2 separate regions of the Homo sapiens genome follow, and region 1 is linked to region 2. A link is an interaction called in ENCODE POLR2A ChIA-PET data of the cell type or tissue named here. Cell type or tissue: B cell. All regions are shown on one strand. Each heading gives the region's core, and the rest is flanking DNA. Links, peaks and the distances in the headings are about the cores only.

Evidence for each region. Peaks named below come from ENCODE experiments on the same cell type or tissue, not always from the same donor. Only the 100,000 strongest peaks of a DNase experiment are listed, where the experiment ranks them.
Region 1: POLR2A ChIA-PET joins it to region 2 with 7 read pairs; 8 of 35 experiments call an interaction of 5 or more read pairs at or near these places.

What each region holds. Positions count from the first base shown.
Region 1 is chr12:122,267,471-122,273,765 of GRCh38, forward strand. CLIP1 (CAP-Gly domain containing linker protein 1) reads right to left here. Exons shown (of 26, transcript NM_001247997.2): 26 at 3,999-5,630. The coding sequence ends at 5,405. Among named protein-coding and RNA genes, the nearest start is that of VPS33A, 4.1 kb to the left of the region's middle. In B cell, for the core only: no CTCF peak of the experiment used is centred there; no DNase peak of the experiment used is centred there.
Region 2 is chr12:122,395,384-122,412,714 of GRCh38, forward strand. The region is part of intron 1 of CLIP1 (CAP-Gly domain containing linker protein 1); the gene reads right to left. It overlaps CLIP1-AS1 (CLIP1 antisense RNA 1), which reads left to right and starts at 159. Exons shown (of 3, transcript NR_045382.1): 1 at 159-282; 2 at 1,200-1,322; 3 at 3,913-4,561. RefSeq lists enhancers at 4,576-4,635, 5,104-5,153, 5,174-5,233, 5,191-5,876, 8,226-8,275 and 2 more. In B cell, for the core only: no CTCF peak of the experiment used is centred there; DNase peaks (open chromatin) are centred at 7,810, 8,651 and 9,838; H3K27ac peaks cover 1,062 bases.

The sequences.
Region 1 (6,295 bases), core at 1,296-6,295, 130 kb before region 2:
GGTGGAAATGGGCCTTTGGGATCTGGTCAAAGATGAAAATTTCCTTCTTTGAGTGCAAAGCTTCCTTTTTTTTTTTTTTTTTTTTTGAGACGGAATCTTGCTCTGTTGCCCAGGCTGGAGTGCAGTCGTGCCATCTTGGCTCACTGCAATCTCTGCCTCCTGGGTCAAGCGATTCTTCTGCCTCAGCCTCCCGAGTAGCTGGGACTACAGGCGCGTGCCACCACGCCCGGCTAATTTTTTGTATTTTTAGTAGAGATGGGGTTTCTCCATGTTGGCCAGGCTGGTCTCGAACTCCTGACCTCATGATCCGCCCGTCTCGGCCTCCCAGTGCTGGGATTACAGGTGTGAGCCACTGTGCCCGGCCTCCTCCAGCATCTTCTATACAGTTTACATTATGAAGCACTTATCATAGAGTCTGAACAAGCAGAGTGATATTTGTGGATGGTGCAGAAAAGCAGCCACTCAACCAAAAACTTCTGTTCTCAATTTGATTCCAGCAAGGACATTTAGATTTTAATAATTTAACACACATGGAGGCCGGGCACGGTGGCTCACGCCTGTAATCCCAGCACTTTGGGAGGCCGAGGCGGGTGGATCACGAGGTCAGGAGATCGAAACCATCCTGGCTAACACGGTGAAACCCTGTCTCTACTAAAAATACAGAAAATTAGCCGGGCATGGTGGCGGGCGCCTGTAGTCCCAGCTACTCGGGAGGCTGAGGCAGGAGAATGGCGTGAACCCGGGAGGCGAAGGTTGCAGTGAGCCGAGATCTCACCACTGCACTCCAGGCTGGGCGACAGAGCGAGACTCGTCTCAAAAACAAAAACAAAACACACATGGAAACGCTTCCATGCTTTAGTTCTCAACCTGGTTTTCAAGGTGGTTCTCAGCCTCAACAGAGATTTATTTTTTTATTTTTTTATTTTTATTATTTTTTTTTTTTGAGATGGAGTCTCGCCCTGTCGCCCAGGCTGGAGTGCAGTGGCGCGATCTCGGCTCACTGCAAGCTCCGCCTCCCGGGTTCACGCCATTTTCCTGCCTCAGTCTCCCCAGCAGCTGGGACTACAGGCGCCCGCCACCACGCCCGGCTTATTTTTTTTCTATTTTTAGTAGAGACGGGGTTTCACCGTGTTAGCCAAGATGGTCTTGATCTCCTGACCTTGTGATCCGCCCGCCTCGGCCTCCCAAAGTGCTGGGATTACAGGCGTGAGCCACCGCGCCCAGCTTTTTTTTTTTTTTTTTTTTAATAGAAATGGGGTTTCCCTATGTTGCCTAGGTTGGCCTCAAGCTCTTGGGTTCCAGCTATCATCTGGCCTCAGCCTCCAGAGTAACTGGGACTACAGATGCCTGCTACTGCTCCTGGCTGATAATACACAATTCTTTTTCTATATACAGACTCACAGCCAAGAGAATGCATCATGTTAACGCCTGTGAGAATAAAAGTTGTGTTCAGCAGGCCATGTCATGAGCTGTTAAATGAGGGTATAACTTACTCCAAGAGGTGAAATGCCCCAGGTTAGTGAAATCTCAAGGATGTGTGAGTGTAACTAAGACTAGGATGATAAACTATCCCCAAGCAGGATCAGGATGCTACAAAATGATGAAGTAACAACAGGTGCTTTTATAGACCAGGAGAGACAACTGCTATAGTTACCCTACAAATACTGCAGACTTGTTTAGAGTCTTTTAATCACCTAAGGTCAGTACCAAAGTTGAGAACTACTGTGTTTTAATGTATTATCTAGGTAGAAGTAATGTTCTTATTCAAGCAGTAACTGCTTTGGAAATACCTACCTATGGGTGAGTCCTTGGGTCCTGACGCTGGCTGCCTACTTGACAATGACTCCCAACCTTTCTTCAGTCTTCAGTACCTGAATACCGTCCTTCCCACCAACTTCCCCACCCCAGCTCTCTCACCACCCCTTTCCTAGCATACCTCATCCAGACTCTAAACATAACTGAATCTACAGGTTTTAAGACCCTTCTCCATATCCCACCCACTGTCCGGTTTCCATCCTTGGGTTCTTCCAAGATGTTTTATAAACATTTGTTTATAAAACAGATGTTAGGTGAGGCATGGTGGTGCACGCCTGTAATCCCAGCACTTTGGGAGGCTGAGATGGGCAGATCACCTGAGGTCAGGAGTTCAAGACCACCCTGGCCAACATGGTGAAAGCCTGTCTCTACTAATACAAAAACTTGCTGGGTATGGTGGCGCATGCCTGTAGTCCCAGCTACTCAGGAGGCTGAGGCAGGAGAATCGCTTGAATCTGGGAGGCAGAGGCTGGAGTGAGCCAAGATCGTGCCACTGCGCTCCAGCCTGGGCGACAGAGTGAAACTCTGTCTCAATAAATAATAGATAAATAAAAATTTAAAAAATTACCTGGGCATGGTGGCATGCGCCTGTGGTCCCAGCCATTCAGGTGGCTGAGGTGGAAGAATTGCTTGAGCACTGGAGGCGGAGGTTGCAGTGAGCCGAGATTGCACAACTGCACTCCAGCCTGAGTGACAGTGAGACCCTGCCTCAAAACAAGAGAAGCATGTTCAAAGGCATAGCACTCAATTGGTTCAGTATCATTTTTGTAAATATTATATGGACTTTTCAATTTGTAAGACTTCATGGACGAATAGATAGTTGGCACCACATGGTGCCACATTGATTTTTATCAGGTAATTATTTTTGTCAGGTAATGTGGGGTGATACAGTAATGGATAACAACTACAAGTACGTTATGCTAAATGGGTCATGAAACACTTTAAGAAGGACAGAAAGACATACCAAAAAAAAAATGAGAGACAGTGTCTCACTCTGTTGCCTAGGAGTGCAGTGGCACAATCATAGCTCACTGTAGCCTCTTAACTCCTGGGCTCAAGCAATTCTCCTGCCTCAACCTCCCCAGTAGCTGGGACTACAGGTGTGCACCACGCTTGGCTTTTTTTTTTTTTCGAGATGGAGTCTCACTCTTTCGCCCAGGCTGGACTGCAGTGGCACGATCTTGGCTCAATGCAAGCTCCGCCTCCTGGGTGCACGCCATTCTCCTGCCTCAGCCTCCCGAGTAGCTGGGACTACAGGTGCCCGCCACCGTGCCCGGGTAATTTTTTGTATTTTTAGTAGAGACAGGGTTTCACCGTGTTAGCCAGGATGGTCTCGATCTCCTGACCTCGTGATCCACCCGCCTCGGCCTCCCAAAGTGCTGGGATTAAAGGCGTGAGCCACCGCACCAGGCCTACCAATTTCTTAAAAACTTTAGTAACAAGACTGCAGTAGAAATTGCTATATGAATGTATAGGGTTTGCTCATTTGAAGTAAAACCATTATGACAAACCTGAGAATATCAATTTACTACCATTAGCAAAAAAGAATAACCATTTATTGGCTGGGTGAGCACTCCCAACACTTTAGGAGGCTGAAGTGGGAGGATCACTTGAACCCAGGAGTTCAAAACCAGCCCGGGCAACATAGGGAGACTCACTCTGTACAAAAAATTTAAAAATTAGCCAGGTGTTGTAATCCCAGCACTTTGGGTGGCCGAGGCAGGCGGATCACGAGGTCAGGAGATCGAGGCCATCCTGGCTAACACGGTGAAACCCTGTCTCTACTAAAAATACAAAAAACTAGCTGGGCATGGTGGCGGATGCCTATAGTCTCAGCTACTCGGGAGGCTGAGGCAGGAGAATGGCGTGAACCCAGGAGGTGGAGCTTGCAGTGAGCCGAGATCACACCACTGCACCCAGCCTGGGCGACAGAGTGAGACTCCGTCTCAAAAAAAAAAAAAAAAAAAAAAAAATTGGCCAGGTGTGGTGGCACTTGCCTGTAGTCCTAGCTGCTTTGGAGGCTGAGGTGAGAGGATTGCTTGAGCTCAGGAGTTGGAGGCTGCAGCAATCCATGATTGTGCCACTGTATTCCAGCCTGGGCAACAGAGTGAGACCCTGTCTCAAACAAAACAAAACCCACAAAACAAAAAAGAATAACCATTTATTAAAGTAGATACAGAACACTTGTTTGGCCAAATTTTAATACTGCTTTACATGTTTTCTGTTTGTGAAACAATTCGTATTACATTTATAACCAAAAATTTCAACTGGTACCAGATTGAATATTCACTGTCGAACACACAGTTGATAATCTTGAGGGGAAAATACATCAAAGGCATATATACAATTATAGAAGTTCTTATTGTACATGTAGCATGGAAGATACATTTTATGACTTTTTACATATTCTAGAAGACATTCAAATGAAGATAAATAGATTCAAACTGGTCGATAAACTGTTCAGGTGCTTTGAGGTCCTTCATTTTCTTTTTTGTGATAAGAAAATCCAGAATTATTAACGTTGAATTTCTCATCGTACATTCATCTAAAAACAGTAAAAAAACTTGTGAAGGGAGATTGTAGATTGGTTATTTAGGTGTTTTATACTGGCTTATTGTTAATTGACTGCTGGGGATACCTGCCAGAGAAGGAAAAAAAAATTGGAGAAAATTCCTCCAGTTATTTAAATCTGGTGAAGAAATAAAAGGAAAACAAACAAATGAAAATGGTTGCAAAGCCACAAGATGCTATGTCTGGCCTAGTCTGTTATGTCCTAATGATCATTTTAAGTGTTTTCTTTTTCAAAAAGGTAAATGTCCAAAAAGAAAGACACATTGTGTATGTTTTTTTCCCAAAATATAGATTTTTAAAAAATATATACATACAATATATAGAAGCTGAAATTATGCAAAACTAATAAACAAAACACCACAGTAGATTAAGTGGGTGCAGCATATAGATTATAAAATGTCCCCACAGCAGTTTGGGGGCTTGCCCCTCCCTTTACCTGCTTCATGATTTTATAATCACACCTAAGTATTATCAAGCCTGAAGTAAAGGCACTACTGATAACAGGTAGTGCAAAGAGCTCAGATATTTCTTTGAATAAGAATAAAATACTTTAAATGAGTAGATGAAAATGCAAAATGGCACATTTTTTCAACTCATTCCAGTGTCAAAGCTTAACCAAAAAATCTAAATATACAAATGCAGCCTGGAAATATCTTAGTGCAAATATGAAAAGTAACGGCATAATTTAAAGTTACTTAAATAAGGTATTGTGAGGGTAGGGGTTTTTCTACAAGGTCGGGGGGCCAATAAATGTAATGGCATCTGGTGCAATGTCTTCAAACGTAAAAATCAAGAAAACAAAATTCGAGGTGAAAACTCACCTACTAAATATTTATTATTCTAACTCATACGGGGAGACTAAAGGGCAATTTGTTGAAGATCAAAATATTTTCCTAGATTTGTTGACGGGGTTAAAAAATAACATGAGTTCTCCTGAAGTCTGCACACACAATGCTGGTGTTACGTTGTGTCAATGCGAGTGCGTCTGAGCAAGCCCAGTTCTCCACTGGAGGCTTCATCAGAAGGTTTCGTCGTCATTGCAGTTGGTGGCCCAGTGTCCAAACATCTCACAGATTTCACAGTATGGGCGTTCCTCACCCCGACTGCCATGGTGTGTGGAATGGGGAGGGTCCTCTGACATCTGTGCCTGGGTAGGACAATCCTCTGTGTCGTGGAGATCAAAGCAGTCACAAATGTCACAGAAGAGGCGAGGTTTCTTCTTGGACTGTTTCTCCTGATCATCACTACAAATGTTAATGTGTGAAATCAGAAAATTTATCAGAAGAAACTGAAGAGACAAGAACACTTGCAAAAAATTTAAAAATTAAGCAAGAACTAATTATGGCCAAGTCTGTGAGCTTCCAGTATAAGTAGTGCATTATCCCACATTTAAAGTATTTTTTTTATTTTTGAGATGGAGTCTCAGACTCTCACCCAGGCTGGAGTGCAGTGGCATGATCTTGGCTTACTGCAATCTCCACCTCCTAGGTGAAAGCAATTCTCCTGCCTCAGCCTCCCAAGTAGCTGGAATTACAGGTGCGTGCCACCCCACACAGTTACTTTTTTGTATTTTCAGTAGAGATGGGGTTTTGCCAAGTTAGCCAAGTTGGTCTTGAACTCCTGACCCCAGGTGATCTGCCCACCTCGGCCTCCCAAAGTGCTGGGATTACAGTCGTGGCCACCACGCCAGCCTCACATTTAAAATCTTCATGTCAAAGCATTTGTAGTCTCCTCTCACTCACTTGCCAGATTTATGGAAATCTATTTATGGCAAAGGAACCACAAAACATTTGTTTTTTTTTGTTGCGTCTTTTTACAATCCCCTAGAGAAGCTCACTTTAAAAACATATTTATTTTGATGAAACTAAGGTTCCAATCAGTATGGTTTTTTTTGAGACAGGGTCTTGCT
Region 2 (17,331 bases), core at 7,137-12,136:
TAGTACCTCATGGTGTCTGTAGAATCGGGGCAGGCATCAGCTCATATCCTGCCAGAAGCTGGGCAAACATTTTGAACAGCCTGGCTATGAGGTCATGACAATGACCTCACAAACAGGAATTCTCATGTTAGTCGCCCTCTGGGCTGAAGCCTCACCACTTTAAAGGAATCTGGAGCTGATGACTCAAGAAATGTCCTTCCTCCTAAGAAATTATCCTCCCATCTGAGATTAGCAGCATCTAATCTCAGTTTTCTCCACTGCTGACCAGCATCAGCAACACAGGTAAGCAGAGACAAGCAAGTCCACCTAAATAGCTGAACACCAGTCATGTACGCATATCTGTATTACCTGCAAACTTCTGGTACGCAAGTTTTTATTTTGGTTCGGTTCCAAACACTTTTTCTTAGTATTCTTTACTGGAGGATTGGGCTACATTTAAGCATCCCCGCCAGGCGTGGTGGCTCACGCCTGTAATCGCAGTACTTTGGGAGGCCAAGGCAGGCTGATCATGAGGTCAAGAGATAGAGACAACCCTGGCCAACATGGTGAAACCCCGTCTCTACTAATACAAAAATTAGCTGGGCATGGTGGTGCGTGCGTGTAGTCCCAGCTACTTGGGAGACTGAGGCAGGAGAATCTCTTGAACCTGGGAGGTGGAGGTTGCAGTGAGCCGAGATCGTGCCACTGCACTCCTGCCTGGCGATAGAGCAAGACTCCATCTCAAAAAAAAAAAAAGAAAAAGGAAAGAAAAAAGAATCCTGATAACTGAGTAGAAAATAAATCATAAACTTAAAATGTTACCCTTGCCATCCTAATAAACTATTGAGTTCACCAGCCCCAATATTTACCCTGTTTACTAAGGAGAAGTGGAGATTAAGATGTCTAAGTCATTTTGAAAATGCCAGAAGAATAAAGCCTCGGGACAGCTCCGGAATAGCCCTGTGTATCTTTGTGAGGAAAAGGCAAAATGGCCAGGCTGTTGTTTCCTCCCTCTTAAGAGTTTTGAAGTTTGCAAGCCAGCACAGAGTAAGAATTAGTGACATTTTATTATTTCTAAGTGCTTAAAAATTCTGAAATTGAAGGGAACTGTAACAGGGACTCAGAACAATTATCTCAATGGAATCACTGGTAATTTTTATCTGTGTTTTCTTGGGTCTATAGAAATTTTATTTAATGAACAGGTATAATTAATTTCACAGGCAGAAAAAAAATTCTTTTGAGCCACAGTAAAACGGCTTCAACCGAAAGAGTGAAGAAACAGACTCTACTGAGCTGCTTTCTCCACAGAAACAAGAGTGCAGTACAGCCAAGCCAGGATGGAAGTGAATACATATGGAGAGGGGGAGAGGGTGGCTAGCTGTTCACCAAGACTTTTTTGTTGTTGTTTATTTTTTTTTTTTTGAGGCAGAGTCTTGCCCTGTTGCCCAGGTTGAACTGCAGTGATGCACTCATGGCTCATGGCAGCCTTGACCTCCCAGACTCCAGCCATCCTTCCACCTCAGCCTCCCAAGTAGCTGGGACTACAGGCAGACACCACCACACCCGGCAAATTTTTTTTTTTTTTTTTTTTTTTTTTGTAGAGATGGGGTTTTACCATGTTGCCTAGGCTGGTCTTGAACTCCTGGGTGCAAGCGATCCACCAACCTTGGCCTCCCAAAGTGCTGGGATTACAGGCGTAAGCCACCGTGCCTGGCCTCTTTTTCTTCCTGGATTCACACCATATTTCCCAGCTCCCGCTACAGTTCAGTATGATCACGTGACTGAGTTCTAGCCAGTGGAATAAGTGTGTGAGGCATGTGCCACTCTAGGCCTAGCCCAGAGGAACCTACTGTGTACAATCCCCCATGCTCTTTGCCCTTCTGATGGCTTGATGGAGACAAGCCCAGCAACCTCGAAAGCATGTACTGAAGACAACAGAATCAAAAGATGGAAGAGTTCAGGCGTGTGGCTCATGCCTGTAATCCCAGCACTTTGGGAGACCAAAGTGGGTGGATCATCTGAGGTCAGGAGTTTGAGACCAGCCTGGGCAACATGGCAAAAACCTCTCTCTACAAAAAAATACAAAAATTAGCCGGGCATAGTGGTGCACGCCTGTAATCTCAGAGGTTGCAGTGAGCCAAGATCACACCACTGCCCTCCAGTCTGGGCGACAGAGCCAGACTCCATCTCCAAAAAAAAAAAAAAAAAAAAAAAAAAGGAAGAAAGAAGTCTAGACACCTGAATCACCTCTCCCCATTTTCCCATCAGTAAATATGTATCCTAAACTTTTCCAAAACTGAAAATCAACTTATCGGCCACGCATGGTGGCTCACACCTATAATCCCAGCACTTTGGGAGGCAGTCCGATCACAAGGTCAGGAGTTCGAGACCAGCCTGGCCAACATGGTGAAACCCCATCTTTACTAAAAAAAAAATATAAAAATTAGTCGAGAGTGGAGGCGCATGCCTGTAATCCCAGCTACTCAGTAGGCTGAGGCAGGATAATCGCTTGAAGCCAGGAGGCAGAGGTTGCAGTGAGCCAAGATTGTGCCACTGCACTCCAGCCTGGGCAACAGAGTGAGACGCCGTCTCAAAAAAAAACAAAAAAAAAAGAAAATTAACTTATCAGTTTCAGCCACTGAAATAAGTGGGCTTATATGGTATAGTGGCAAGCTTATTTTATGTAATACAGTGGCAAACAGATAAAAACTTTGCTTAGAGCTTTGAATCATCTTGGCCAAGTAAATTCCTCAAATAAATTAATTTTAAGGGACTGGGCTTGGTGGCTCATGCCTGTAATCGCAGCACTTCGGAAGGCCAAGGCAGCCGGATCACCAGAGGTCAGGAATTTGAGACCAGCCTGGCCAACATGGTGAAACCCTGTCTCTACTGAAAATACAAAAAAAAAAAAAAAAAATTAGCTGGTCGTGGTGGCAGGCGCCTGTAATACCAGCTACTTGGGAGGCTGAGGAGAATAGCTTGAACCCTGGAGGTGGAGGTTGCAGTGAGCCGAGATCACGCCACTGCACTCCAGCCTGGGCGACAGAATGAGACTCCACCTTAAAAAAAAAAAAAAAATTAATTTTAAGGACGAGCCTCTAAGATTGAAATGCTTTATATCACAAAAAGCATTATAATGTGAATAATTAAAGTACTATATTTTTATAAAAGCAGAGACATTTTACTCGTAAGAACAAAATATGTTTTTAAAACACACAAGTTTGCCCAGGCATGGTGGCTCACACCTATAATCCCAGCATTTTGGGAGGCCAAGGCAGGTGGATCACTTAAGTCCAGGAGTCTGAGAGCTGCCTGGGCAACATAGTGAAACCCCATCTCTAAAAAAAAAAAATTTTTTTTAATTAGCCGGGCATGGTGGCGCCTGCCTGGAATCCCAGCTACTTCGGAGACTGAGGTGGGAGGATCGCTTGAGCCCAGGAGATTGAGTCCAGCCTAGGCAATATTAGCAAGACTTTATCTCTAAAATCTTTTTTTAAAAAGTTTAAGAAAAAAAGACACTTATTATAGAAAATATATATTTTAATAAAATCTAATCCCCCTTCCTCCTGACCAGATATCCAAAAAAAAAAAAAAAAAACCTTAAGCAATTTACAGAAACAAGAGGTTCCACAAAACAAGCAGTTCCCAAAAACAAGAATGGTGAAAATTATGTTCATACAAAAAGCAGTAATATTCTTCATATTCTCATCTGATTTCTTAAGGTTATGTTTACTCCTATTTTTTAAATGTCATGGTTCAAATAAATAAAAAAGTATGAACAGAGAGCTGGACTAGGAAGTGAGACACCTAAATTCCACCCCAGTTGGATGACCCTGAACAACTCACATAACCCCTTCCCCGGCTCAGTATTCCCAACTTCAACCTGAGGACACTAATTAAATAAGATCTGTTTCTAACTCCATACCTTCACAGTTCTAGTCCTGTTTTGGGTATCAAATCCAAATCCTGTAAGCAAAAGGTCAAGGATTCAGAAGTGAAAGGAAAGACTGTGGCTCTAACTTTGCCAAAGTGAAAAGTACAGACCTCTGCCATCAGTGAAGAAAGAACCCAGATCTGATAAGAGCTTCAAACAGGCTCAGCACCTCCTGGCACACATAGAGCGGCATCACGTTGCCCCAAGAAAATCACATCTCTACACATCAGACCCTTTCCAGTCCATTTTGCCCCATCCACAAAATGAAAATGCCACTTTATTTACTAAATCTAAAAATTCTGTTGGGAGGCAAAGGAGAGTTGAAGAATTTGCAATGAATTTAACCTGCCAGGAGAGGGAGTTTAACACCAAGCTTCCAGAAACAGGCTGCGTGGTAGCTACAACGTCCAGAAACCCAGGTTTCAACGCGGCCCTGCTTCAAGACCCAAAGGAAATTCAGCACCAGGCGGGTGAAGTGACTTACCTGTGCACAGCTGCACTCGCAGACTTCGGAGCCCCCACCTAATTCTAAAATGCTGTATGTCCATGAACTTAATAACAGAAGGTCAGGGGAGAGACGTTCTGAGAGCAACGGAAATCTATCTTAAGATAAAGATGTTTCTGAGGCTGATTTTTCAAGTCAAACTTGAGAGAGAAATTCAAAGGCTATGTTCTCATATCATATTCCTGGGTTTGGGAGGTTCATTCACAGCTTAATCCTGTCCCCTGAAGTCACGGTTACGTAAGTATGCTGTGTCACTTGCTGTCCCCACCCCCAACACAGGAGATGCAGTGTAACCTGAGCTCCTCGGCTTGAGCCACTGAAAACACTTACACAACGCTGGGACCTTTCCAAATTGACTTGTTTCCCCTTAAGAAAGGGCAAGCTATTTGATTTTCTTCCTTCCACTTCATTCACATTCATATTTCTGTATATACAGAAGAGACTGAAAAAGATAAATAAGATTGAAGGGCATTTGCAAATTTTCTTCAATTCTTGAGTAAAACAAAAAAGTCAACTATCCAATGTCACGGAAAAGTAACCAAAAAAAAAAAAATTATGGGCCTGCTTAGCCCCAATTTAAAAACATCACATCTCCTGGCTGAACTGAGCTTAAGGTCCTTGGACGGGCTTCATTTCCCACGTACTGGCTGTTTCTAGAGCCAGGCCCCATACGCTACTGCCACGCGCAGCATACTGCCACACAGAAGGGCTTTGGGGGCACATGGGAAATGGCTCTCCAAGAACACAGGAGACACATCAGCAGTCTCTTCTGACTACTCTTCTTGCCCTCTCTTCCTTCTCTGGACTACTCCAGCTACTGGGCAGCTTCGATTACGGAATGATGACTCACACGCATTCCTGTCTTGTTTGCATATCATGCTATGACTAAGCTCCATGAGATTTGATTTGTCTTCGCATCCAACGAATCTAAAAAAGTTTGATACACAGTAAGAGTTCAAAAAAGTTCTCAAGTGAGTCAACAGCAAAACAAGAATCCATAAAATTATGCAAAATGATGCGATTTTCAAACTAAAGCATCAAGTAACTGTATCTTACACTCTAAACACTTGATAAACACAGAAGCATTACAGGGTTTCCCAACTCCGGATCCTTTTTTTTTTTTTTTTGAGACAGTGTTTCACTCTTGTCGCCCAGGCTGGAGTGCAGTGGCGCGATCTCGGCTCACTGCAACCTCCGCCTCTCGGGTTTAAGCAATTCTCATGCCTTAGCCTCCCAAGTAGCTGGGATTACAGGCACGTGCCACCATGCCTGGCTAATTTTGTATTTTTAGTAGAGACAAGGTTTTGCCATGTTGGTCAGGCTGGTCTCGAACTCCCGACCTCAGGTGATCCGCCCGTCTTGGCCTCCCAAAGTGCTGGGATTACAGACATGAGCCACCACGACTGGCCTGGATCCTTTTCTAAAAAGTGGGCCAATGAAGGGTGGGTATGGTGGTTCACACCTGTAATCCCAACACTTTGGGAGGCTGAGGTGGCAGGATGCTTTGAGCCCAGGAGTTCAATACCAGCCTGGGAAACTTGGTGAGACCTCATCTCTAATTATTAATGAACAAATTAATAAAAAGTAGGTCAATGGGCCGGGCACGGTAATCCTAGCACTTTGGGAGGCCAAGGCGGGCAGATCACTTGAGGTCAGGAATTCAAGACCAGCCTGACCAAAACGGCGAAGCCCCATCTCTACTAAAAATACAAAATCAGCCAGGCGGCGTGGTGGCACATGCCTGTAATCCCAGCTACTCAGGAGGCTGAGGCAGGAGAACTGCTTAAACCTGGGAGGCAGAGGTTGCGGTGAGCAGAGATGGCGCCATTGTACTCCAAGAAAGTAGGTCAATGAAGCTATGGGCAAACTGTTCAATTACTACCTACAATGAGTGCTATTTAACAGGTATGATCTCGGCTGGGCATGCTGGCTCATGCCTGTAATCCCAGCACTTTGGGAGGCCAAGGCGGGAGGATGACCTGAGGTCAGGAGTTCAAGACCAGCCTGACAGACATGGTGAAGCCAGTCTCCACTAACAATACAAAATTATCCAGGTGTGGTAGCACATGCCTGTAATCCCAGCTACTCGGGAGGCTGAGGCAGGAGAATCACTTGAACCTGGGAGGTGGGGGTTGCAGTGAGCCGAGATTTTGCCATTGCACTCCAGCCTGGGCAACAAGAGCAAAACTCCCGCTCAAAAAAAAAAAAAGTGTGAGTCTCAAATTAGATAATTACATTTGTTGACAGTATTATACTTTCTAGACCAGCACTGTCCAGTAGAAATACAATGCAGTACAAATGTATAATTCTGAATTTTCTAGTATCCATATTTTTAAAAATGAAAAAGAATCATGTGAAATTAATTTTCATGATATAGTTTATTTAGCCCAGTAGATTTAAAATATTATTTCAAAATGTAATCAAGGGCTGGGCACGGTGGCTCATGCCTGCCCAAGTGGAAGGATCACTTGAGTTCAGGATTTCAAGACAAGCCTGAGCAACATAGTGAGACTCCATCTCTACAAAATTTTTAAAAATTAGCTGGGTGTAGTGGCACACACCTGCATCCCAGCTACTCCAGAGGCAGAGATGGGACGACTGCTTGAGCCCAAGAGTTTAGTTAGAAGCTGCAGAGAGCTCTGGTCATGGCACTGCACTCCAGCCTGGGCAACAGAGCAAGACCTCATCTCCTGCCTGGGCGTGCTGGTTCATGCCTGTAATCCCAGCACTTTGGGAGACCGAAGCACATGGATCACTTGAGGTCAAGAGTTTGACAGCAGCCTGGCCAACATGGTGAAACCCCATCTCTACTAAAAATATAAAAATTAGTCGGATGTGGTGGTGGGCACCTATAATCCCACCTACTCCGGAGGCTGAGGCAGGAGAATTGCTTGAACCCAGGAGGCGGAGGTTGCAGTGAGCTGAGATAGCGCCACTGTACTCCAGCCTGGGTGGCAGCACTACATTCCAGCCTGGGTGACAGACCAAGACTCTGTCTCAAAAAACAAATATCACCTCGTCTCTAACAACAACAAATGTGATTAACGTAAAATTATTAACATTTTACATTCTTTTTTCATAATAGATCTTTGAAATCCAGAGTGTATTTTATACTTACAGCACACCTCAATTTGGACTCACCACATTTCACGTGCTCAATACGTGATTATGTGGCTCGTGGCTACTACATAGGACACCACCAGGCTAGAATACATACTGGAAGCAGAAAACAAGCAGCTCTCCTCTTGGCATCGATAGTAAAACTAACAAGCAGATAATACCCCAGGCCCCCCTGGATATGCAACATCCATCTTCTGTGCTCCATTACAACATGTATGTGAGGAAAAGGGCAGAGAAATGTAAAACTCCTGAATCTCGAGCCAGGAATAATTTAATTGTTCTTAGCATAGAAAAGGAAAAAATAGCACTTACAGTAAGAGGAACTTTAAAATATCTATTTGACAGGTGATACATAATGTATAAGGAAGCTCTGCTGGCAGCACAAGGCACTGCCCAGTAAAACCGAGAGCTCAGCACAAAGAGTTTGAAAACACACCCACATGAAACTCAAAGCAAAATACAGTACAGAGACTGAGCTACCGATGAAAAATTTAATAAGTATGTCTCAAAGCACATGAAAGGAACCTGTGGCTGGAGATTTAAGGCCAATACAGTAGGAGACATCATTTCTTGTTTTGTTTTTTTTTTTTTTTTTTTTGGTCTGTTTGTTTTTTTGGCACAGAGTCTTACTCTGGTACCCAGGCTGGAGTGCAGTGGCATGATCTCGACTCACTGCAACCTCTGCCTCCTGGGTTCAAGCGATTCTCCTGCCTCAGCCTCCTGAGTAGCTGGTATTACAGGCACCCGTCACCACACCCAGCTAATTTTTTTTTATTTTTAGTAGAGACAGGGTTTCACCATGTTGGCCAAGCTGGTCTTGAACTCCTGACCTCAGGTGAACCACCCACCTTGGCCTCCCAAAGTGTTGGGATTACCACATGAGCCACCGTGCCCAGCCGCATATAGCTGTTTCATTGGCCCATATTCTAACACCTGGGAAACTTGTTAGTCTTCCGAATAAGATACAGAACACTCCTTGTGCACATTTACACAGAGTGGTCCGATGACATGATGACACTGTGTGACTGCTCAGAATGTGTGCCCTAACAACAGTTCCGTGACTCAAAATCAAACCACAGGGCATGAAGGCAGGGAGCATGCACTCCAAGGTAGAATACCCGGTAAGCGCATGAGTGAGCGGTCTACGCGAGCTGAGGACAAGTGACAGACACCTAAGAGCATCGTTGACTCTGGCTTCCCAAAGCTTGGCCCTGAACACAGGGAAAATGTGTGTGACGCCACCAAACACAGTTTGGGGCGCAGGCCACAGAAGGGCCAATGTATCAAATCAGTGCACTAACAAGCGAGATTCACTGGACAGAATATAAAGCAGGGGCCTGGAGACACTGGTTTCAGTATCAACTAGTAGGCTGATTTAAAAGGTAACAGAATAGGCCGGGTGCAGTGGCTGACGCCTGTAATCCCAGTACTTTGGGAGGCCAAGGTGGGTAAATCACTTGAGGCTAGGAGTTCGAGACCTTCGGGCTGGCCAACATGGTGAAACCTGTCTCTACTAAAAATATAAAAATTAGCTAGAAGTGGTGGCACATTCCTGTAATCCCAGTTATTCAGGAGTCTGAGGCAGGAGAATCGCTTGAACCCGGGGAGGTGGAGGTTGCAGTGAGCCAAGATTGCGCCACAGCACTCCAGCCTGGGCAACAGAGCAAGACTCCATCTGAAAACAAAAAACAAAGGCCAGGTACAGTGGCTCACGCCTGTAATCCCAGCACTTTGGGAGGCCGAGGCAGGTGGATCACGAGGTCGGATCCATCAAGACCATCCTGGCTAACACAGTGAAACCCTGTCTCTAATAAAAATACAAAAAAAAAAAATTAGCCTGGCATGGTGGCGGGCGCCTGTAGTCCCAACAACTCAGGAGGCTGAGGCAGAATGGTGTGAACCCGGGAGGCGGAGGTTGCAGTGAGCCAAGATCGCGCCACTGCACTCCAGCCCGGGTGACAGAGCGAGACTCCATCTCAAAAAAAAAAAACAAAACAAAAAAAAACCAACATGGTGCCATGTGTTCACACTTCCATTCTTCCATTCAGTTCCACATATCCCCATCAAGTTCACTGCCTTGTCTATAGGACTGACTTAAACCACCTCTAGAGTCAGGTGTCAGAATAAGAGCATTCCATCATCTTCAAAAACACATGCCTTTCACATGAGATTACTTGTTTTATTGAATATTAAAGTCACTCAGCCTGTCCTTTTTTCCATTCCTGTCATGACTATTTATAAGCACCAATATTTCTTCACTGATCTGCATCCCCTGTGTAATCCCATGAGACGTTCTGTCACTGCTGCATGGCTCCTGTTGCCGTCATTGCCTAGATTCACAAGGGACGCGTTCTCGCAAGTACTATGGTCAAAAAAGTCAGAAGGATTCCAGGAGCCGTAACTCTAGGTTTTTTTTAGTCTTTTGTCACTTTACTGTGCTAGGACCACTAAGATCTATTTTCACTGATATTTCTCTAAGTATGTGGGTATTTATGTATGCTTCATACACGATATATTATATATAACTTTTTAAATAGGCCAGACTCAGCTTTAAAATTAACACAAAGATTAAAAAAGCAAATAGCAGCCAGGCGCGGTGGCTCACACCTGTAATCCCAGCACTTTGGGAGGCCAAGGCGGATAGATCACCTGAGGTGAAGAGTTCAAGACCAGCCTGGCCAACATGGCAAAACCCCATCTTTACTAAAATACAAAAATTAGCCAGGTGTGGTGGTACACACCTATAATCCCAGCTACTCGGGAGGCTGAGACAAGAGAATCACTTGAGCAAGGGAGGCAGAGGTTGCAGTGAGCAGAGATCATGCCACCACACTATCTCAAAAAAAAAAACAAAAAGGAAACAGCAGCCGGGTGTGGTTGCTCACGGCCGTAATCCCAGCACTTTGGGAGGACAAGGCGAGCGGATCACCTGAGGTCAGACGTTCAAGACCAGCCTGGCCAACTTGGTGAAACCCCCTCTCTACTAAAATGCAAAAATTAGCCGGGCATGGCGGCAGCTCCGGTAATCCCAGCTACTCAGAAGGCTGAGGCAGGAGAATCGCTTGAATCCGGGAGGCAGAGGTTGCAGTGAGCCTAGATGGCACCACTGCACTCCAGCCTGGGTGACAGAGCAAGACTCCATCTGGGGGATGGGGGGCGGGAAGCAAACAGCATATCTTTAAGGATAAAGTACGAAAGATGAGTAAATATTGTAATCACTGTTTATTTAAAAGGTCAATGCCGGCCAGCTCAGTGGCTCACGCCCATAATCCCAACACTTTGGGAGGCCAAGGTGGGCAGATAGTTTTGAGCTCAGGAGTTTGAGATCATCCTAGGAAACATGGCGAAACCCTGTCTCTGCAAAAAATACAAAAATTAGCCAGGCGTGGTGGTGCGTGCCTGTGGTCCCACAGAGTGAGACCTTGTCTCAAACAAGTAAAAATAAATGGATCAATGTGAAAAGCCCATTCAGACACTAAAGGACTGACACAAGTCAGTAAGTATCAGAAAATTAACTGGCCCCTTAATTCAAAAGGAGCTACAAGGAAGTTTTATTTCCAATTTCTAACTGAGACAAACCTTACAGAGCAATTTATAAAATTAGCCTGCTAACCTTAAGTGTTGATTTGAGAATATCACACAATAAGACACTGACAGTAAATACAAAGTTTATGGTATCTTTCCAAAGTCAAGAGTAGACATACCCCTTTGAAAAATTATTCTGTGCTTAAGAAAATTATATGTATTTAAAACTTAAGGTGTGTATGACATAGTACAGAATACAAGTTGTACCTAGAGAAGTTTTAAAAAGGAAGGACAGGATTAAAAACTAACCCAGGGAGAAGGTTGGGGCATAAGACAATGTTTTTTTTAGAGATGGAACTCTGAGCTCTGATGCAACTGCCTGCAATTATGAATGCCTTTGCACAGCTCAGTCTGAGTGCAGATTTATATTCCTACTACTTAGCACGCAGAAAATAAAGAGCCTCCCAATGTTCCTCCATCTGCAAAAAAAAAAAAAAATGTTTTAAGGGAACATGGAAAGCTGAATAATTTGAGTTATTTTGTTCATTTACACAAAATTCTACAAAATTCCTGTGACTTTGTAACTCTAACACATACCACTAGCTTAAGACACAGATCTTAAAAGGGGCTGAAATTACTAGGCCTCTCTAGTATCTCCCAGAAGAACTTACTTAATGGGTCGGCAGCAGTCAATTATACTAACGTGTAAAAAGAAGCAATGTGCTTAATATAGCATCATAAAATGTTAGAATCAGAAGAGACTGTAGCAATCTAGTTCAACTCTCTCATTTTACCAACAAGAAAACTGATTCTAAAAAGTGAAATCACTTGTCAAGGTCATACTTACTTAACAGTCTAGGACTAAAACCCCAATCTCCAGGCTCCTGACCCTAATGTAAACTGATGAATAAATGTTTCTAAATTATTATATACAGCAGTGAGATCAAAGAGTCAATCTCAAGGCAAGTTAAAACTGACCTCCCCAGCCAAGGTGGTTCACACCTGCAATCTCAGCACTTTGGGAGGCTGAGGCAGGAAGATCACTTGAGCCCAGGAGTTCAAAACCAGCCTGGGCAACACGGCAAAACTCCATCTCTACAAAAAATTAGCCAGGTATGGTGTCGCGTGCCTGCAGTCCAGGCTATCTGGGAGGCTGAAGGAGGATCACCTGAGCCCAGGAGATTGAAGCTGCAGTGAGCTGTGATTGTGCCACTGCACTCCAGCCTGGATGAGTTTTTTTTTTTTCTTGAGACAGAGTGAGAACACGTGCTACAAGGAGGGTTTTTGGTGAGACCCTGTCTCAAAAAAAAAAAAAAAAAAAAAAAAAGAATTGATTTCCCTTTCCATTCTTCACAAAGGAAAAAAGTTGGCATATTGTTGCCTGCCCCTTAAACAGTCAGACATGGCCCACACCAAAAGCAAAAGCATACCAAAACTGCTCTGAACAAGAAAAGGGTACAAAGACAACTCCTAGAAGAATCAAGGTCTTTCATATTGGATTGGGTTTTTTTCTTTTCATAAAAGCTTTCTTGCCTGTAATGCCAGCACTTTGGGAGGCCGAGGCAAATCACCTGAGGTCAGGAGTTCAAGACCAGCCTGACTAACATGGCGAAACCCCATCTCTACTAAAAATACAAAAATTAGCCAGGCATGGTGGCGGGCACCTGTAATCCCAGCTACTCAGGAGGCTGAGGCAGGACAATCACTTGAACCCGGGAGACGGAGGTTACAGAGCTCACACCATTGCACTCTGGCCTAGACGATAAGAATGATACTCCGTCTCAAAAAAAAAAAAAAAAAGGTTCTTGTTTTTATTTTGCAAATGAGCAAGTTTAATAGTTGCTATAGGTCTTGAGAGACAATGGACAAATAACCACATTTTTTTGAGACATTTCTTTATTTTTTATTATATATTTTTTTGAGATGGAGTCTCACTCTGTCGCCCAGGCTGGAGTGCAGTGGTGCAATCTCAGCTCACTGCAACCTCTACCTCCCAGGTTCACGCCATTCTTCTGCCTCAGCCTCCCGAGTAGCTGGGACTACAGGCGCCTGCCACCACACCAGGCTAATTTTTTGTATTTTTAGTGGAGACAGGGTTTCACCGTGTTAGCCAGGATGGTCTCGATCTCCTGACCTCGTGATCCACCCACCTCGGCCTCCCAAAGTGCTGGGATTACAGGTGTGAGCTACCGCGCCCAGCCTATTCTGTTTTTAAGAGACTATGTTGCCCAGGCTGGTCTTGAACTCCTGGGCTCAAGAGATCCTCCTGCCTCAGCCTCCCAAAGTGTTGGAATTAAAGGCATGAGCCACTGTGCCCGGCCTATAACCACGTTTCTATTTTCACAATACTACAGGGCACCTTGATATTTTTTTTATTGTTTATTATTTTTTTGAGATGGAGTCTCCACTCTGTCACCCAGGGTGGCACGATCTTGGCTCACTGCAACCTCCGCCTCCCAGGCTCAAGTGATTCTCCTGCGTCAGCCTCCCAAGTAGCCAGGATTACAGGTCTGCACAACCATGCCCGGCTAATCTTTATATTTTTGTAGAGACAGGGTTTCACCATGTTGGCCAGGCTGGTCTCAAACTCCTGGCCTCGGGTGATCCGCCCGCCTTGGCCTCCCAGAGTGCTGGGATTACAGGCATGAGTTACCACGCCCAGCCTATAATATTTTTCTTTTCTTTTTCTTTTTTTTTGAGATGGAGTCTTGCTCTGTTGCCCAGGCTGGAATACAGTGGCATGATCTCAGTTCACTGCAACCACTGCCACCCAGGTTCAAGCGATTCTTCCGCCTCAGCCTCTGGAGTAGCTGGGATTACAGGCATGCGCAACCACGCCCAGCTAATTTTTATATTTTTAGTAGAGACAGGGTTTCACCATGTTGGCTAGGCTGGTCTCAAACTCCTGGCCTCAAGTGATCTGCCCACCTTGGCTTCCCAAAGTGCTGGGATTACAGGCACGAGCCACCACGCCCAGCCTATATTTCAAGAGAAGCAGTCTACTAAATTTACTCACAAATCCATAAGATAGTTTCTGTACAACCACCTTAGATGCTGTAAGTGGAAACTAGGAATTGGTTTCATTTGGATTTTAATTTTTTTCAAGACAGAGTCTCACTCTGTTGCCCAGGTTGGAGTGCAGTGGCTCAATCTCAGCTCACTGCAACCTCTGCCTCCCAGGTTCAAGCGATTCTCCTGCATCAGCCTCCCGAGTAGCTGGGATTACAGGCCCCTGCCACCACCCCCAGCTAGTTTTTGTATTTTTAGTAGAGACAGGCTTTCACCATGTTGGCCAGGCTGGTCTCGAACTCCTGACCTCAGGTGATCTACCCACCTTGGCCTCCCAAAGTGCTAAGATGACAGGCGTGGGCCACCGCGCCCGGCCTCATTTGGATTTTAAAATCTAACTTCAGTGTTTGTTATTTTTATTTTTTTTTTTTTTGAGACTGAGTCTTGCTCTGTCACCCAGGCTGGAGTGCAGTGGTGAGATCTCGGCTCACTGAAAGCTCCGCCTCCTGGGTTCACGCCATTCTCCTGCCTCAGCCTCCCGAGTAGCTGGGACTACAGGCGCCTGTCACCATGCCTGGCTAATTTTTTGTATTTTTAGTAGAGACAGGGTTTTGCTATGTTGGCCAGGCTAGTCTTGAACTCCTGGCCTCAAGTGATCCACCCACCTCAGCCTCCCAAAGTGCTGGGATTACAGGCATGAGTCACCATGCCTAGCCTCATTTCTTGCTCTTAATCTGCAATCCATTAACAGCTACAGTTTCCTCGAGAGCAGGACACATGACTGTTTTACTCAACTTTCCCAGTGTCTGGGCTAGTACCTCCCTATAGTAGATGCTTAATAAATATCTGCTAAATATAGAAACTAAAAGATAAAGGCATTCTTTTGTATACCATTTTCATTCGAAATGGTAACATACCATTGTTCTATACTTTGCCTTTGTAAAGTTATATTTATTTATGTATACACACACACACATATATATACACACAGACACACACACACTTTTTTTTTTTTTTTTTTGAGATGGAGTCTCGCTCTGTCACTCAGGCTGGAGTGCAGTGGCGCAATCTCGGCTCACTGCAACCTCCACCTCCTGGGTTCAAGCGATTCTCCTGCCTCAGCCTCCCGAGTAGCTGGGATTACAGGCACGTGCCACCACACCCAGCTAATTTTCGTATTTTTAGTAGAGACAGGGTTTTGCCATGTTGGCCAGGCTGGTCTCGAACTCCTGACCTCAAGTGATCTGCCCACCTCAGCCTCCCAAAGTGCTGGGATTACAGGCGTGAGCCACCACATCCGGCCTTATAAGTAATATTTTGAAGGTAAAAAGAAAAAGATAACAGGTTTGTTTCTCCAAAGAAGCTATACAAACGGCCAATAAGCACATGAAAGGATGTTCAATATTACTAGCCACCAGGTAAATACAAATCAAAATCACGATGAGATACCACACTGCACACTCACTAGGATGACTATAATCAAAAAGACATAGAAGTGCTGGTGAGGATTTGGACAAGCTGAACCTCATTCATTGCTGGTGGTACAACCACTTTGGAAAACAGTATTGTACTGCCTCAAAAGGTAGAGTTCGCATATGACCCAGCAATTCTATAACATTCTTAGGTATAGGCCCAACATAAAAGCAAGCATATGTCTACACAAAAAATTAGACACAAGAGCCAGGCATAGTGGCTTACGCCTGTAATCCCAGCACTTTGGGAGGCTGAGGTGGGCGGATCACCTGAGGTCAGGAGTTTGAGACAAGCCCAGGCAACATGGCGAAACCCTGTCTCTACTAAAACTATAAAAATTAACTGGGTGTGGTGGCAGGCGCCTGTAATCCCAGCTATTGGGGAGGCTGAGGCAGGAGATTTGCTTCAACCCAGGAGGTGGAGGTTGCAATGAGCCGAGATCACGCCATTGCACTCCAGCCTGGGAGACAAGGGCGAAACTCCATCTCAAAAACAAAAACAAAAAATTTATACATGAATGCTCACAGCAGCAGTATTCATGAGACAAAAAGTAGAAACAATCCAAAGGTTCATCAAGTGATGAAGAGACACAATGTGGTATTGGGGTATATCTACACAACAGAATATTACTCAACCATAAAAAGGAATCAAGGGCAGATGCATGCCACAACATGGAGGAACCCTGAAAACACTATGTTAAGCGAAGGAAGCCAGTCATAATGTATGATTCCCTTTATAAGAAATGTCCAGAATAAACAAATCTGTAGAGACGAGAGTAGATTTGCCATGTTGCCCAGGCTGGCATCAAACTCCTGGCCTCCTGCCTAGGGCTGGGAAAGTTGGCAGAAATAAGGAGTGACTGCTAATGGATACATGATTTCTTCTGGGGATGACAAAAATATATTAAAACTTACTTTTCCAAATGGGAGAAAAGGAAAAAAAATGAAAATATAATAAAACTGATAATGGTGATGGGTGCATAACTGCGAATATACTAAAAAACCACTGAATTGTATACTTTAAGTTACTAAACTGTATGGCATATGAATTATATCTCAATAAAGCTGTTATTTTTTAAAAAACTGGTGTACTTAGCAGTTTTCCTACTTACTATCTACAACCAGTTATTTTCTTTTTTTTTTTTTTTTTTTTTTTTAAGAGACAGGCTCTCACTCTGACACCCAAGCTGGAGTGCAATGGCACAATCATGGCTTACTGCAGCCTCAACCTCCTGGGCTCAAGGAATCCTCCCACCTCAGCCTCCTGAGTAGCTGAGACCACAGGTACACAACCATCCCTGGCTAACTTTTGTTTTTGTAGAAATGGAGTTTTGCCATGTTGCCCTGAGCTCACGGGATCCATCCACTTCAGCCTCCCAAAGTGCTGGGATTACAGGGGTGAGCCACCACACCTGGCCAAAAAAATTTTTTAATAAGAAGACTGAGGCCAGGCGTGGTGGCTCACCCCTGTAATCCCAGCACTTTGGAAGGCTGAGGTGGGCGGATTTCATGAGGTCATCAGTTTGAGACCAGCCTGGCCAACATGGCGAAACCCCGTCTCTACTAAAAATACAAAAATTAGACGGGCAAGGTGGCACGTGTTTGTAATCTCAGCTACTCAAGAGGCTGAGGCAGGAGAATCATTTGAACTCGGTAGGCGGAGGTTGCAGTGAGTCAAGATCACGCCACTGCACTCCAGCCTGGGTGACAGAGCGAGACTCCGTCTCTAAAAAACAAAAAAAAACCAAAGTACATACTCTAAAGTATCAAAAAGATTCCTCTGGGCA